Linked DNA regions of Homo sapiens: region 1 is linked to region 2. Evidence: chromatin loops called from intact Hi-C (ENCODE). Cell type or tissue: Caco-2. All regions are shown on one strand. Links, peaks and the distances in the headings refer to the core of each region. The heading gives the core; the rest is flanking DNA.

Region 1 (8,728 bases), core at 527-8,526, 97 kb before region 2:
CAGCATGGCACATGTATACATATGTAACTAACCTGCACAATGGGCACATGTACCCTAAAACTTAAAGTATAATAAAAAAAAATACCTGACATAAAGAAAGTACTATGCCATCACCTTTCAATTTTAATTATTTAACTCTGGCAGAGTGTCAATGAAGAGATATTTTTTCTTGTGCCCCTTCTTTCCAACCTCTCAACTTTAAGAGTAAGTCCCTGACTATAGGAAGGAGCTTAAGCACTTGTTAACTGGCACAAAGTGTAGTATTTAATGTAAGATTTGACATTCTTTGAGAAATTCTGTCAGAAATTATGAAAAAGAAATTGAATACCAAGTCCTCTTGTATTTCAGGCATTGACCGCAGGACCACTGATCTGGAAAATTAGCATCTGGCCAAGGATGATAAGGCCTACAATAACATAAGGAGTAGTTGGAAAATAGAATTCAAGAAATTCAAACAATTTTTTCCAATATGCATATCAGGACTGCATGCTAAATTTGCAAATGATATACCTGTATATACAGTCAAATATTTTCAGTTAGATTGTGCTTCAAAGCATTTCTATCTAGATAAACCAACGTCTAGATTTAGAAGAGTGAATAGATGGCAGGAGAGATGCAGAGATCAGCTTAACAAAAGGAGAATCAGAATTCCTCTTCACTTCTATTAGATTTTTAAAATAAAATTTAATAACACCTTTTTATTAAAATGGCAACAGAGTATTTTTATTCTATCCTAAATTGTCTGTATTTGTGGAAAGGAAGATAAATTTGGTTAATGTTCCTAATAGCCAAAGATTTTCTAGATATGATTGAAAAGGGCTGGAGCATTTAGATTGAGTTATTAGAGTTCAGTTGGAAGGTGATGCATTCTTAAGAGTTGATTAGACAGAATAAATTTATGTTTAGGTGTTACTAGAATCTGTCATGATTAGTCATGGTACTGAAATGTCTTCCATTCACTAACAAGCAGAGAAATTCCATTTAGTTCTATCTAGGTCTGAATCTTGATATGCCACTACTAAAACATAATTCACGAAATTTGTTTTCTACAGGGACCTGGCAATGTTAACTCCTAAATATGCATTTGCAATTAATTTAGGATGATGAGGCCAATCATTGGGATATGGAGGTCATGATTATTGTTATAGACTGAATAGCAAAACTGTAAAATGTGTGGCTACTAAGTATTCCACAATATTTCTCCTATGGGCAGCACAGACAGTGAAGGCCAGGATCATTTTCCTTGTCAATTACAAACTGTGGCTGTGACCATGAATTGATATTTCATTCTTCATCAGATTCAACTGTAGTTAAGTAAATTCACTAAGTATTTTATTTTCTTATCTCATTATTAGCTTTTCATGCCTGAAACCAAACACTGAATGCTTTTATTTACAGATGCACATACAATTTGTAAATCATGTGGTATTCACGTAGCCAGTCTAGCCCTGCCATACTAGTTGATAAAAGTTCAGATTAGAAGAAAAGGCTAGTTTAGTAATTCAGAGACTTGGACTCTAATCTCTGTTTGGTCCCCCCTGTCAAGTTGCATAACTTTGAACATGCTCCTACTTCTCTCAGGTCAAGTTAACTCATCGATAAAACAAAGAAGTTAATGTAGATTTCTCAGGTTCTCCTTAAGTAACACTATTTCTTCACTTCAAGACTCTCTCTGACCTGACTCGTATTTTGTGTTTGTCCAGGTAGTGACAAAGATAAAGAATTGGAGAAAGGGAAAAGCAGTCCAGGATCTTCAGGTGAGTAAGCTCTGGATGAGGACCAGCAGCTGGTTTGAAGCTCAAGCTTTGGCTATAGAAGTGACATTATCTTCACTATCTCAGAATCTAATCCACAATAACTTGTTCAAGCAGAAGAGAACTATTAAAAAGAAAAAAAAAAGCAGGTCTGGGCACATGGTAAGTAAAGGACACTGCAAGCACTCAGGGAATATTTGGCCAGCTCACATTTGCAAGGTGCACATGTGCCTGAGGATTGGGGAACAAATCCTGAATGGTTTTCTTCATCTTCTATTTGATGTGCCTTAGTGACCAAAAGACTTTTCATTTGGAGCAGTTATCCTGAAAATCAGTGCAACATGAAACATTAAGCTAGTCTCTCATTCTATCTGTCTGATCTCATTGCTACATTACTACAAAAGCCCTGCTTCAACCAGAAAAAAACAGATACTTATCTCCCCATCCACCCTAGACCTTTTTTCTTATAGTTTGTCATAAGCAAGTTTTGTTATCTCCAGCAAGCTTTTCCCAACTTAACCTCCCTCTGAAATTGCTATTTTATTTTGCTTTAAATATTCTAAGTACTATGCATTGTCTACTATTCTATCATGCATTTGCTTTTTGCTTGAAATTATTATTGAATAATTTTATGAATAAAGAAAATTAAGCCCAGTCTCATCAACAAGGTGGCAAACTTACTGAAGTCCAAACTATATAAACTATGGCTTTTGGGTACGCAGCAGATCGAAGTATATGATCGCAAATACAGTCCTACTAGAAAAAAAAATAATGACTTTCTTTTTCACATTTTCACAAGTGATAACATACCTCTTAAAAGCTCAAATTTAACACCCCAAATGGTAAAGACTAATGCTGAAAATCTCTGACCAGAAACAAAACTTTTTTCACTTTAAAATTCACTAATATTTTCTTTTAAATCTCATTTAGGAAAATGTGTATCAGCTCTTTGTCAGATTCTAGTCTCTGTGATTTATCTGCTGTTGTAAAGATGTTGGTTTCAGCGTCTTAATAATAAAAAAGTACTCCATCTAAAAATGCATCAACATACACATCCTTATTTTTCATTTTCTTATTGTTTTATATGTCTACTTTCATTCACATGGGGCACACTAAATGAATCTGATCTGATCTCATGTTTGCTTATGAAATAAAAACAACTGCCATTAGTCTTCTGCTTTTTGTCTGTTTTCCAGTTAAATTAAACAAATACATGGTGAGAAAAAGTTCTGAGGGTGAATTAACAAGATAAATAAGACGGTGTTGATTCCCCATTAGGGATTTATAATCCAGTATGTTGACCATTGAACTAGAAAATCGCTATGTCAATATCTAGAATTCCTAACAGGATCTGAGGTGACTCCAAACAATATAACCTGATAACAATGAACATGATTTGGGTATAAAGTGATTAGGTGAGCTGAAAATTACATCTTCTTCATATTTCATCCAACTTTATTTTGAGGTAATATCATTTTATCTATTATTCCTTAAAATAACATGATAAAAAAATTCTTGTTTCATAAGTTTTCTTTAATATATTTTATACTATGATTAAATTTTATTCTTGCTGGAGTAATGCATGCTCACAGTCAAAATAATTAAATAAGATTATAATAAAAAATAGTAGTTTCCAGGGCCAATTGTTCTTTCAAATCTTATAAATATTTCTTTTTATATTTAGCTGTACATTTCAAAGTAATATTCTTATAGCATTATTTGTTGATTTATCAATTTTAATTATTATATAGAGAAAAACCATTAGCTTTTAAAAACCCATCTTCCCACTTAGCCACTACTCATTTTTTCCAATACCGCTTATATCACAATTTTTAATTTAATAATAATGTTTAATGTATAACTACATAAATATTGTTCACTTTTGAACCAATTAATATAACTTACCTTTCTTGTTCGACTTGTTTTTACCTGGAGTTAATAACTGACATTCCTTTTGTTTGGTAACAACTTACATAACTACAGCATAATACAATATCAAAAGCAGGAAATTGACATTGATATAACCCCCAGACCTTATTCAGATTTCCCATTTTACATGTACTCATGTGTATGTGTATGTGTGTGTAGTTTTGTGCAATTTTATCTCAAGTCTAGACTTGTAACCACAATCAAGATTCAGAACTGTCCCAGCTCCACAAAGTTATGCCTCATGCTACACCTGTAGCCTCACCATTTCCTCTCTGGTCCTTCATCCCTAACCCGTGCCAACCCTAATCTGCTTTCCATATCTGTAAGATCCCAAGAACGTTCAAATTAATTTTTAAAAGCTTTTGGTTGTTATATTTTTATTTTTAAGGGATTTCTTTGTTTACTGTTAACTTTTCATAGCATTTTGTTCTCATATTATGCAAAAATATCTTCCGTTATCTCAGAATAAAGGAAAATAATGATAGATGTTGATTTTAGAAGTTTCCTTCTGCTGCATTTATCTGATGCCTCTAAGCCCTCTTCCTTTTTAAAAATTGTTTTCAACTTTCTTTTCATAAAATTTAAGAGTGATACACTAGAAAGCAAATTGTTGAATGTGTAGGCCTGACTGTTAATCTTTCCTTTGAAGGGACCCAAATATTAATGTCTGGATTTCTTTTAAACCTGAGGTCCTCAACCTCTGGGCGGCAGACTGGTACTGCTCTGGTCGAGGCCTGTTAGCAACCCTGCTGCACAGCAGGAGGTGAGCCTTGAGCTAGCCAGCATTACCACCTGAGCTCTGCCTCCTTTCAGATCAGCAGTGGCAATAGATTCTCATAGGAGCGTGAATCTTATTGTGAACTGCATGTGAAGGATCCAAGTTGTGTGCTCCTTATGATAATCTAGTGCCTGATGACATGATATCAAAGAGTTTCATTCCAAAACTATCCCCTGCTCCACCTTGTCCGGCCGTGGAAAAGATTTTCTTCCAAAAAGGATGGGGACCGCTGTTTTAAACAACCTGATACCCTATTAACAACATATATCCAAATCAGGCCATATGATTTAAAACCTATTTGCAACATAATCCCTTTCATTACCAATCTGGGCAAAACCTTAAATATCAGAAACTTTAGATTCTGCCATCTTTAATGGGGAATTTAATTGTGCCAGTAGAGTTCTGGTGCTTTTGTCCCTTACTACAGCACATGGGTGCCAACATTGCCTTTGCTAGCTGTCACCCAGAAGCCTGTTGACTTAAATGACATTTATTTACCAAATTCTCAGGCCAGTCTTGCCTTCAGATATACACAAGTGGCCTAGTCTCATTTGGAGTCCACATAGGCACAAAAACAAAACCCATATCTTCTGCAGTGGATATCCACTTGAAAAGAGTATCGAATCACCTGGTGACAATGAACTCACATTCTACATGACATCACCGTGGCCCAGGGGCTCACCACCGGATGTGACATCGCTCCCTGTGACTTCACCTAGGAACCTGAAATCCCTGTCCCTGTAACTCCCACGGGCTGCCTCTCTTAAGGTGCTGACAAATTGGGCATGAAACATTTATTGCTTTTCTTCCTTTGATATTAGAAATCCTATTATATTTCCTGAGATTGCTGTCTGCTTAGCCTGTGATCCTTGTACACTCCTTGCTCTCTCCCAAAACATACACCGCTACACATTCATGCCTAAAAGAAAATCAGGTACAGGATACTAAAATCTGTGCCATTCTAAAAATGAATGGAGATGATTGTTTTCCCCAGAAGGCATCTTCCTCTTATCATTCAATTCCTTGACCATCTGAAGAGAGAATTACTCACTCCCCAGTGCCTTCTTCTTTGATTACCTCACCTTTCTACCAAGGCCCACTGCCTCGTGTCTCCATCCATGACTGCTACAACCACCCCTTCCCCTTGGTTACACACAAATGACACTAATCTTAACATCCTTTACTAAACTAAGTTCAAACCCTCCAGCAACAAAACTGCTAGAGCTGGCCACCATCTTGACCAGAAAAATATATCAAAATTATATATATGCACACATAATACCACCAAGATATTATTAGAGACCTCAGAAATTTCACCTTTTCTGGGTTAATGACATAAAAATCAGAAGCTTAGTTACAAGCCAGCATACCAGGACTCCTTATACTTCTACTTGTGTTCTTTCTTTTTACTTTCATACTGAAATATTTTCTAGACTCTTCAGGGCATCTTGTGCCCTACTCTCTGAACTTCTCTACTATTCTTGTCATTCAAATGTCTCAGATAATAGAGCTCAAAACTGATGTTGAAACATCAAAAGATCAATTGTATATAGTTTTTTAAATAGCGTCTTGATCCAGTTTGCATGCCCTGGATAGAGGCTGTTCAGTTCCCTTTCTGAGCAGCCAATTAAGTCCACTCCTCCAATCACCGGTTTATCAGGCTTTCACACTCAGGGGCACTAGACATCAGCCCTGATCACCCCAGGACCAGGTACCAGACAACCAGAACCAGCCCTTATGCCCCAGAGCCTGCTGAAATTATTCCAAACTAGCCAATTGTAAGGCTGCTTACCCTGCTTTGCCTGTTCCTTCCTGTAGAAACCACAATAAAGGATCTGGACCATAGTCTGTTGCTCTCCTTCTGCCTCATGGCCAAGCTTGGTGATTCCTAGTATGACCTTCCTTTTTTTGGGATCTAAGAGTATAACAAATTATCTTTTCAATGGCAGTTGTCTCTTCATCTGTTGGCTTTATTGTACCTAAATAAAAATAAAACCTATTAAAGCAGAATTTGGCTAATTCACATCATTTCCTGACATTTCATCACAGTCTTCTATCCTGAAGGCACCAGTTGAAAGGTGGCTAGCAACTTGATATATTAAAAATATTCTGTTTATTCAGGTTATGAACAGAGGTATATGATGACTTTTGCCTAGAAAAAACACATAGCAGTTCAGGAAAATTAGAAATTGTCAATAAGCAAGATCTTTCATGTTTCTGAAAAGTTCAATAAGTAACAGCATACCTATGAATCCAGAAGGAAAAAAATCACTGAAATAAATGCATTTTTGTTTATGATGCAGGAATATATATATATAGTCATTTTACTTCCCATTTTAAATTACTATCCAGTCAAGTCTTCTACACTGATACTATCAGTTTTCATTTTTAAAAAAGAGAGAGAACACTTTCACACTTAAGAACATGCAGTTCTGATGTTTACAAAATAATTTATTCTGCATATTTCTTGTTACAACTGTTAAAAGATTTGTTTCTGCTTTGAGTCATTTCTTCCTTTTTCTCCAAAGTTATATATGAGGCAGAAGGTGGTGGGGGGAAGGGGTAGGTGAGGGAGGATTATTTCTAATGGAATTACTAACATCTGACTGAAAGTTAACATTCAGTCATGTGCCACATAATGACGTTTTGGTCAATGATGAACCACACATAGAGTGGTGATTCTGTCAGATTATAATGGAGCTGAAAAATTCCTATCATTTAGTGACTAGTTGTCATAAGGTACAATGCATTACATGTGTTCTTCTGGTGACGCTGGTGTGAACAAACCTACTGCACCGCCAGTAGTATAAATTTAGCATATATAATATATAAGCTGCATAATATTTAACAATAATAAATGACTATATTACTGGTCTGCATATTTACTATAGTATACTTTTTAATCATTATTTTTAAAGTGTACTTCTACTTATATGTAAACAAACAAACAAACAAAACAAAACAAAACAAAGCCAGTTAACTGTAAAACAACCTCAGGCAGGTCCTTCAGGAGGTATTCTAGAAGAAGGCATTGTAGTCATAGGAGGCGACAGCTCCATGTATATTACTGCCCCTGAAGACCTCTCAGTGGAACAAGATGTGGAGGTGGATGACAGTGATATTGATCATCCTGAACCTGTATAGGCCTAGGCAAATGTGTGTGCTTGTGTTTTAGTTTTTAACAAAACATTTTAAAAGTAAAGCAAGAAAAAAAATTATAGAAATAGAAAATAAAGCAATTATTTTTGTACATATGTACAATGTGTTTGTGTTTTTAGAATAAAAAATTTAAAAATTAAAGTTTATAAAATAAAATAGCTACAATAAGCTAAAGTTATTGAAGAAAAAAGATTTTTAATAAATTTAGTGTAGCAGAAGTAAACAGTGTTTATAAAGTCTACAGTAGTGTACACAAATGTCCGAGGCCTTCGCATTCAACCACCACTCACTGATTAATTCACCCAGAGCAACTTCTAGTCCTGCAAGCTCTATTCATGGTAAATGCTTTATACAGGTATACCATTTTTATTTTTTATACTGTATTTTTACTTTACTTTGTCTATCTTTAAATACACAAATATTTCACATTGTATTACAATTGCCCAGTAATCTGCTGTACAGGTGTTTAGCCTAGGAGCAATATGTTCTACCATATAGCCCAGGTATGTAGTAGGCTATACCATCTAGGTTTGTGTAAATACACTTTATGTTGTATGCACAATAATGAAATCACCTAAAAGCACATTGCTCAGGACTTATTCCCACTATTAAGCGACGCATGACTGTACTTTAGAATTATTGGATAAATAGTGAATATTGATAGCAATATTTTGATTTCAGCATCCTAATGAAATCTTGACGCAAATAAATATGAGGTGCCAAATTCAACTACCATTGCATATTTTGCAAGCATCAGGACAGCTCTGATGGTTCCGGTATAAATCAAAAAAAGTTTTGTGTAGCTCAGGAGGGATTAATATACTCAGAATTACTTTAATCCTTTAGGTCAAGGTAATTGTTATACCAGCTACATATGAACCTTCTGGGAAAATAATTTCCCAGCTTTTTACGAATCTGTATAATGATCCTTGTGGTGTGTGGAGAACAATGAATTGAAATAACTAATAAAAATTATGTTTAAAGTTCAATGACCCCCCCCCACACCCACCCAAATGATTTAATTTCTTACCTGCTGCGAGTTACACTAACAACTGCCTTTGTGCCCTGGGAGCTCTGAAAGAATCATAAGGCAACTATGGAGATGGAG
Region 2 (8,728 bases), core at 161-8,160:
GCTTCAGGACATCAGACAGTTTATTTAATATGCCATTTACTTTTTGAAATTATTTAAAATAATGGCAAATAAACAAGATTCCACATTTCTTTTTCTATTTTTTGATTTTATTATTATTATACTTTAAGTTTTAGGGTACATGGGCATAATGTGCAGGTTAGTTACATATGTATACATGTGCCATGCTGGTGTGCTGCACCCATTAACTTGTCATTTAGCATTAGGTATATCTCCTAATGCTATCCCTCCCCCCTTCCCCCACCCCACAACAGTCCCCAGAGTGTGATGTTCCCCTTCCTGTGTCCATGTGTTCTCATTGTTCGATTCCCACCTATGAGTGAGAACATGCGGTGTTTGGTTTTTTGTCCTTGTGATAGTTTACTGAGAATGATGATTTCCAATTTCATCCATGTCCCTACAAATGACATGAACTCATCCTTTTTTATGGCTGCATAGTATTCCATGGTGTATATGTGCCACATTTTCTTAATCTAGTCTATCATTGTTGGACATTTGGGTTGGTTCCAAGTCTTTGCTATTGTGAATAATACCACAATAAACATACGTGTGCATGTGTCTTTATAGCAGCATGATTTATAGTCCTTTGGGTATATACCCAGTAATGGGATGGCTGGGTCAAATGGTATTTCTAGTTCTAGATCCCTGAGGAATCGCCACACCGACTTCCACAATGGTCGAACTAGTTTACAGTCCCACCAACAGTGTAAAAGTGTTCCTATTTCTCCACATCCTCTCCAGCACCTGTTGTTTCCTGACTTTTTAATGATCCCCATTCTAACTGGTGTGAGATGGTATCTCATTGTTGTTTTGATTTGCATTTCTCTGATGGCCAGTGATGGTGAGCATTTTTTCATGTGTTTTTTGGCTGCATAAATGTCTTCTTTTGAGAAGTGTCTGTTCATGTCCTTTGCCCACTTTTTGATGGGGTTGTTTGTTTTTTCTTGTAAATTTGTTTGAGTTCATTGTAGATTCTGGATATTAGCCCTTTGTCAGATGAGTAGATTGCAAAAATTTTCTCCCATTTTGTAGATTGCCTGTTCACTCTGATGGTAGTTTCTTTTGCTGTGCAGAAGCTCTTTAGTTTAATTAGATCCCATTTGTCAATTTTGGCTTTTGTTGCCATTGCTTTTGGTGTTTTAGACATGAAGTCCTTGCCCATGCCTATGTCCTGAATGGTACTGCCGAGGTTTTCTTCTAGGGTTTTTATGGTTTTAGGTCTAACATGTAAGTCTTTAATCCATCTTGAATTAATTTTTGTATAAGGTGTAAGGAAGGGATCCAGTTTCAGCTTTCTACATATGGCTAGCCAGTTTTCCCAGCACCATTTATTAAATAGGGAATCCTTTCCCCATTGCTTGTTTTTGTCAGGTTTGTCAAAGATCAAATAGATGTAGATATGCGGCATTATTTCTGAGGGCTCTGTTCTATTCCCTTGATCTATATCTCTGCTTTGGTACCAGTACCACGCTGTTTTGGTTACTGTAGCCTTGTAGTATAGTTTGAAGTCAGGTAGCATGATGCCTCCAGCTTTGTTCTTTTGGCTTAGGATTGACTTGGCGATGCGGGCTCTTTTTTGGTTCCATATGAACTTGAAAGTAGTTTTTTCCAATTCTGTGAAGAAAGTCATTGGTAGCTTGATGGGGATGGCATTGAATCTATAAATTACCTTGGTCAGTATGGCCATTTTACCCTAACATCACAATTAAAAGGACTAGAAAAGCAAGAGCAAACACATTCAAAAGCTAGCAGAAGGCAAGAAATGACTAAAATCAGTGCAGAACTGAAGGAAATAGAGATACAAAAAACCCTCCAAAAAATTAATGAATCCAGGAGCTGGTTTTTTGAAAGGATCAACAAAATTGATAGACCGCTATCAAGACTAATAAAGAAAAAAAGAGAGAAGAATCAAATAGACGCAATAAAAAATGATAAAGGGGATATGACCACTGATCCCACAGAAATACAAACTACCATCAGAGAATACTACAAACAACTCTATGCAAATAAACTAGAAAATCTAGAAGAAATGGATAAATTCCTCGACATATACAGTCTCCCAAGACTAAACCAGGAAAAAGTTGAATCTCTGAATAGACCAATAACAGGATCTGAAATTGTGGCAATAATCAATAGCTTACCAACTAAAAACAGTTGAGGACCAGATGGATTCACAGCAGAATTCTACCAGAGGTACAAGGAGGAACTGGTACCATTCCTTCTGAAACTATTCCAATCAATAGAAAAAGAGGGAATCCTCCCTAACTCATTTTATGAGGCCAGCATCATCCTGATACCAAAGCCAGGCAGAGACACAACTAAAAAAAGAGAATTTTAGACCAACATCCTTGATGAACATTGATGCAAAAATCCTCAATAAAATACTGGCAAACTGAATCCAGAAGCACATCAAAAAGCTTATCCACCATGAGCAAGTGGGCTTCATCCCTGGGATGCAAGGCTGGTTCAATATATGCAAATCAATAAATGTAATCCAGCATATAAACAGAACCAAAGACAAAAACCACATGATTATCTCAATAGATGCAGAAAAGGCCTTTGACAAAATTCAACACCCCTTCATGCTAAAAACTCTCAATAAATTAGGTTTTGATGGGACATATCTCAAAATAATAAGAACTATTTATGACAAACCCACAGCCAATATCATACTGAATGGGCAAAAACTGGAAGCATTCCCTTTGAAAACTGGCACAAGACAGGGATGCCCTCTCTCACCACTCCTATTCACCATAGTGTTGGAAGTTCTGGCCAGGGCAATTAGGCAGGAGAAGGAAACAAAGGGTATTCAATCAGGAAAAGAGGAAGTCAAATTGTCCCTGTTCGCAGATGACATGACTGTATATCTAGAAAATCCCATTGTCTCAGCCCAAAATCTCCTTAAGCTGATAAGCAACTTCAGCAAAGTCTCAGGATACAAAATCAATGTACAAAAATCACAAGCATTCTTATACACCAACAACAGACAAACAGAGAGCCAAATCATGAGTGAACTCCCATTCACAATTGCTTCAAAGAGAATAAAATACCTAGGAATCCAACTTACAAGGGATGCGAAGGACCTCTTCAAGGAGAACTACAAACCACTGCTCAATGAAATAAAAGAGGATACAAACAAATGGAAGAACATTCCATGCTCATGGGTAGGAAGATTCCACATTTCTACAAAAAAGGACCATTAGCTCTTGAATGAGGTAAGAAACACAATAAAAATAATTTAAGGAATGCATATATGTTCATTTTTATTTCTCCTGAAACACTCATCTCAAACTGAAGAGTTCAGGTTGGTTTTCTCCAATTGGTTTGTTTTCTCACAATGCATTTGCCTATCTCTCTTTACTTCTCACCTACTTAAATGCTTGTTATTTTTAAAAATCCTAAGTTAATTTCCCCTATCTTCATTTGTTAGGTATGTCAAGGTTTTCCCACCACCTTACAAACTCCAACACAAATTATATTCATTGAGCTTTTCTCAGCTCTATATAGTCAATTAATTTTTATAAATCTATTTTATCTCTCCAACTAAATCATAAGTTTTTACAAATTTAGGACCTTGTGTGTTCTTCTGTTCACTATATTGAAAATATATTCAATGATTCATTGATTGATTGATCGGATTGCCTAAGAGAATAGGCATCTTTATTTAGTGCTATACAATTTTATTTATTTACAAGTGATAAAGTGCCTATAATATAAATATTAAAGTAATAGGCAATATAATTTGCTATTAAATAGCTTTTAATAAGATACAATTCATGGTCTTGATTCTAAAAACACACTTTCCTGAAAAAGAGGTGATTGTGCAATACTTTTTAATATGACATAGAATGATTCATTTAACAGGTAATATGTTGGCCTTGAGGCTTGGTGCACAAGGATGGACTCAGAATAGGGACCTAGGAGAAATAAATTCTAATCTCTGCCCCCTTCAGATACCATGATTTGGGAATTTGGAAAATTTGTTAAGAGTCTTTAACCTTTTATGGGCTTTATTTCCTTATCTATAATATGAAAATAGATTAGAAAAATCTCTAAATTTACTTTTAGTATAAAATTACATGTTACCTGTATACACTGGTGAAATAAAATTGTTTGAGCTCCTTTTCATATAAAGCCTCTATGTTGAAACTTTCATGTGAAACCTTGAAATTGCTTTAAGAAAAACTCACTATACTTTATTACATTCCCCCATTTAGCCAAACACTTAACATGTATGAATTAGTAAAGTCATGATTCATAATTTTCTTTATATTAACAAAAAAGTAGATTTAAAAAATAGTATGTTAAAGGTAAAACTGCCACACGAAGTTGGAAGATGACTAATTTATTTGTGATATTTCACTTTTTAATTGGAGATACTATATATGAGTATCCCCACAAGGTGCGTGACCCAATACCTATCACTTTCTTCCTTTTTTTCTACTGTCTTATTCATAAACATGCCTTAAACACTGAAAATTAAGGGTACAAATGCAGACATACATACGTAATAGGCAAGTGATAAAAGCATTTAACATTTTAAACATAAATTATCAAAATTTATAATTAGAAAATCCACATGAAAGCTAACTGTATGTATTATAGATGAAAATAGATTTACCTCATGAGTTTTAACCATCCTTTCTTGCCTTTATTTATGAGGTGTCTCTTAGCCTAATAAAAATGTCAGTATATGCATGTGGTGCTGACATCTGCTGGCAGAGATGGTCGGCAACAATATGTGACCCCGACAAGTAGACCTACAGAGGCAGGTGTGGAGCGCCTAACGTAAAAAAGTGTTTAAGACATATTTATATTTTCATGAATTCTAATATGGTGTAGAGAAGTGTCATGTCAAGTAAATTTCGTTTCCGAATATTGACTCTAAGAATGCAATGCCCGTGGGCAAGTCATTTGACCACACTGGGTCTGGATGCATTCTGTTTGTTCCAGCTCTAATACTTGATTTGACTTTCACAGGTTGTTACCTTTATATAATCTTCATTGTGGTGTCCTATTTAAGGAAAGGAAGTCAGACTGGTGGGAGCAGGGGAAAGCAGAAAGAAGAAGCAGATTAGCTACAAGTCTGCCTTACTTCACGGTCCCGGACACATAGCCCTCCTGCGCAAATAATTCACAATCTTTCTGCGCCCAGTTATCACCAGACCCTTGGCTGATACAAAAAAAAAATTCAGGTTAGCTCACTACAACCTTGGAGTTATCAGTATTGCACAAAGCCCTCCACAGCATGCGGCATAAATAGTATCCTGTAAAATCTCCAGCAAGCCTTTGTTTCCTCATAGTCAGCTCCTCTTCTGCTGATCCTGCCTGTTGCTCCCTTGTAACATACTTTCATACTTTCATACTTTCTCTAATAAACCTCTCTTTATCTACAACTGTCTTGGTAAGTTGTTTTACCCTCATGCCATGGGCTCAAATAGACATAGCTCCCCTGTGACATTCATCATGATTTTATAATAATTCAGAAACATACTGTAGAATTAATTTTTAAGTGTTTACAATAGACCAAGAGCTGAATGGATTCAAATTAAATATATATTAGTATCAAGCTTTCACCTACTGATAAAAAAATAAAGGAGTCTAAGATTTCTTTTAAAAAAAAACAAAGCTTAGCTCATTAAATATTTCCAAGCATCAAAACCAGAGATAAGGTATTCATGTAGGAAAAGTATTAAATATAGTATCAAAAGTTCTGGTTTTTCTATTTTGGGAAAAGCCAGCTTAACATCTCTAAAATACCTAAAATGAGCTCCATACCTAAAAATGGAGATAATATACTCACCTCACAGTAGTATTTTAAGGATTAAATGAGAAATGCAGTCAATGATTATTATTAAACTATAAAGATCTTTATAAATGTATAATAATATCATACTTTAGTTACATTATATATCTTTCTTGTACATCTGTTATATAGCAATAATAGCTGAGAGCCTACAGATAATTTCATCTTAGTTGAAATTTTATTTAAAAATTTATAGTAAAAAATCTAAAATTAATAGTCTACTCAATTTAAAAGACCCAAATGTTTTGGAAGGCTCACATGAGTCTAATTTTGTATCTCAAGATTGACTTAATAGAGTAGATGCCACTAAGAACATAGATTTGTAAATAATTCATATTTCTGAGAGTAGTTGTTATATAATAAATACTTAATCATCTTACACATTTTTCCTTATTTTATTAGTTAGTTTTTATTTTATCTATGCATCATGTCACTATTATAAATAATACACTGAGCTAGATGCTCAGATGACAGGGAGAAAATGGAAAGTGGAAAAAAACATATCACAGTCACTGGCCTTCACAGATTTTTAATTTTCATGGAAAGATAGACATTCCAAATGAAACATATGACGTAAAAGGATTTTAAGGAAAATGCTGAGTACAATGTAGAATTAACCAATTCAAAATCTCAAATCAAAAAATGTTATCATGTGGCCTTATTTAAACTTGGGCCCCAGTAGCAAGATTTAGGACAGGACAGACCTTCTGAGGCCAGGGGTTTCAGCACAGGGTGAATAGAGGCTACCACGCCAGGACTTGGCCAGGACTAGGAAGAGGCAGAACAGAAAATGTTAGATACAGAAATCTGAATAGTTAGGAGAGGAGCTGCAGGTTACTAGGAGGGAGGGTAATGATAGAAGACACAATGTTCAAGTACAATACAGGCAGGTCTGGTGAGCAAGGGTTTCAGAAAAAGTATGAGGCTATGGAGCAAAGCTGCAAATATTCAACAGATGATCTGACTAAAAATTTTTAAAAAACAAACTTTATTGGGTGAAAAATAGAAAGTTTGAATACATTAATTAATTAGTTATCTATTCCACATTTGCCTCGTATACCTGAACTTGATAAAAAAGAATGAATATGAAACAGATCTTTCCATTGAATAATTTATTATATGAACGTGTATTGAAAAGCTCTAATTTAAACCAGGTATGTGGTGGGCACAGCTAGAATAAATGGTAGACGTGATATTCACTCTCACGGAGTTTACATCTAGATGACTGAACACAAATACTTGAATGGAAATAATTGTTAATGAAAACATGTGAACTGCCATAAAAAGGAGAATGAAGTATTGAGAAAAATCAAATGGAGAAGTATGTCAGGTATTTGGGAAACTACTGATGCATTTAGAACTGTGGTGGATATAAAAGTATAACATCAATTTATATTTATTGAATGGTTAAGTAAATTGATTGTGAATAAATGACTGACTGAAGCAATGTACAAGTAGGGTGAGGCTGGAAAGGACTGGAAGGGGAGGGGCTTATCTACAGATATTTGAGTAAAATAATCATAGATATAATAATCAAGAATCTAGGATTTTCTGAAGCAGCTTTGATTGTAAATAGCCTGACCTGTAGTCTCTCCACATATACTTCTGCTTGCCAGGCATGTACTGATATTTGCTTTTAAAATGTGATTATTTTAAGCATGTAAAAGAAATGAGGATTAGTGCCAAGGCAACTGGCTTCAGAGCCAGAACTCTGCTATTTCCTTCCAGCCCAAGACTCACTTGGTCTTAGAAAGGGGTGAGAGCCCTCCATTAGAGACAGGTGGAAACACCTGGGGTCCTGAGGGTCAGAGGCAGGGGGACATACGCAGTGAGGACACAGATCTCGATTCACTGCTAGTTTGCCAGCTACCTAAATCCTCCTGTTTTTCTTTTTTTTTCATATTATCATATGTTAAAAACTTTCTTATTTTAAATCACCAGTAGGATGTTTGGGAGTTTAAACATGGAACTACTGCAAAAATGATATTTCAAATCTCTCTTCACCATCCAATGCATAAAATAATGACTCAGAACAATGAACTTAGTACCATCAGTAATATCTATCAAGAAGGCCCCAAGGCTCTACCCAGAATTCTTCGCAATTTCTTCCACCATTTGTTCATAGCTTAATTAGATTAGCAAGAAAATTATTGTCAATTACACAGTTTCTGACAAAAGTAATCATAATCACATAAACAGACACTATCTGGAGATAAGCTCTTTTCTGCAATAAATGATTTTTATTCTTCTAAAACTCAGTCTTAAAATATTTTCAAAATTAAAAACCCTCACACTGAGGTGCATCACAGTGATGCATCAAATATCATTTGCTGTGTCTTCTCATATTCAATTTAATTTTAATGTGTCTACAATAGAAATTATTCTGTAACTCTGGAATCATACTACAGAAATTAATGCTTTTGCTCAAGCTCTGAAATACAGCAGAGGGGAGGAGAATCCCAAAAGAAAAAAATCTGATTAAGGCTGGGCATTGTGGCTTATGCCTATAATCTCAGCATTTTGAGAGGCTGAGGCAGGAGGATTGGTTCAGCTCAGGAGTTCAAGACCAGCCTGGGCAACATAGCGAGATGTCATTTCTACAGAAAAATAACACAATTGTCTGGGCATGGTGGTGTGTGCTTGTAGTCCTAACAACTCGGGAGGCTGAGCTTGGAGTTTTGGTTTAGCCAAGGAGGTCAAGGCTGCAGTGAGTTATGACTGTGCCACTGTACTCTAGCCTGGGCAACAGAGTTAAGACCTTGTCTTAAAAATTTATTTTTGATTAAAATATTGAAGGCTTTCATCTTCAGAGACTAAGGCTTAACAATTCCAGCATATTGTCACATGATTATGTAACATAAAAACCTGGTATTAAAATAGAAGTCCACTTTGGTTTATCTTAAT

The links. Peaks named below come from ENCODE experiments on the same cell type or tissue, not always from the same donor. Only the 100,000 strongest peaks of a DNase experiment are listed, where the experiment ranks them.
Region 1: it touches region 2 in a loop (17-fold over the local background); 2 of 110 quality-filtered maps call a loop at or near these places.

What each region holds. Positions count from the first base shown.
Region 1 is chr6:95,764,331-95,773,058 of GRCh38, forward strand. No RefSeq gene overlaps it. Among named protein-coding and RNA genes, the nearest start is that of MANEA, 190 kb to the left of the region's middle. In Caco-2, for the core only: no CTCF peak of the experiment used is centred there; a DNase peak (open chromatin) is centred at 4,421.
Region 2 is chr6:95,862,194-95,870,921 of GRCh38, forward strand. No RefSeq gene overlaps it. Among named protein-coding and RNA genes, the nearest start is that of FUT9, 150 kb to the right of the region's middle. In Caco-2, for the core only: a CTCF peak has its summit at 4,759 (motif pointing left); a DNase peak (open chromatin) is centred at 4,748.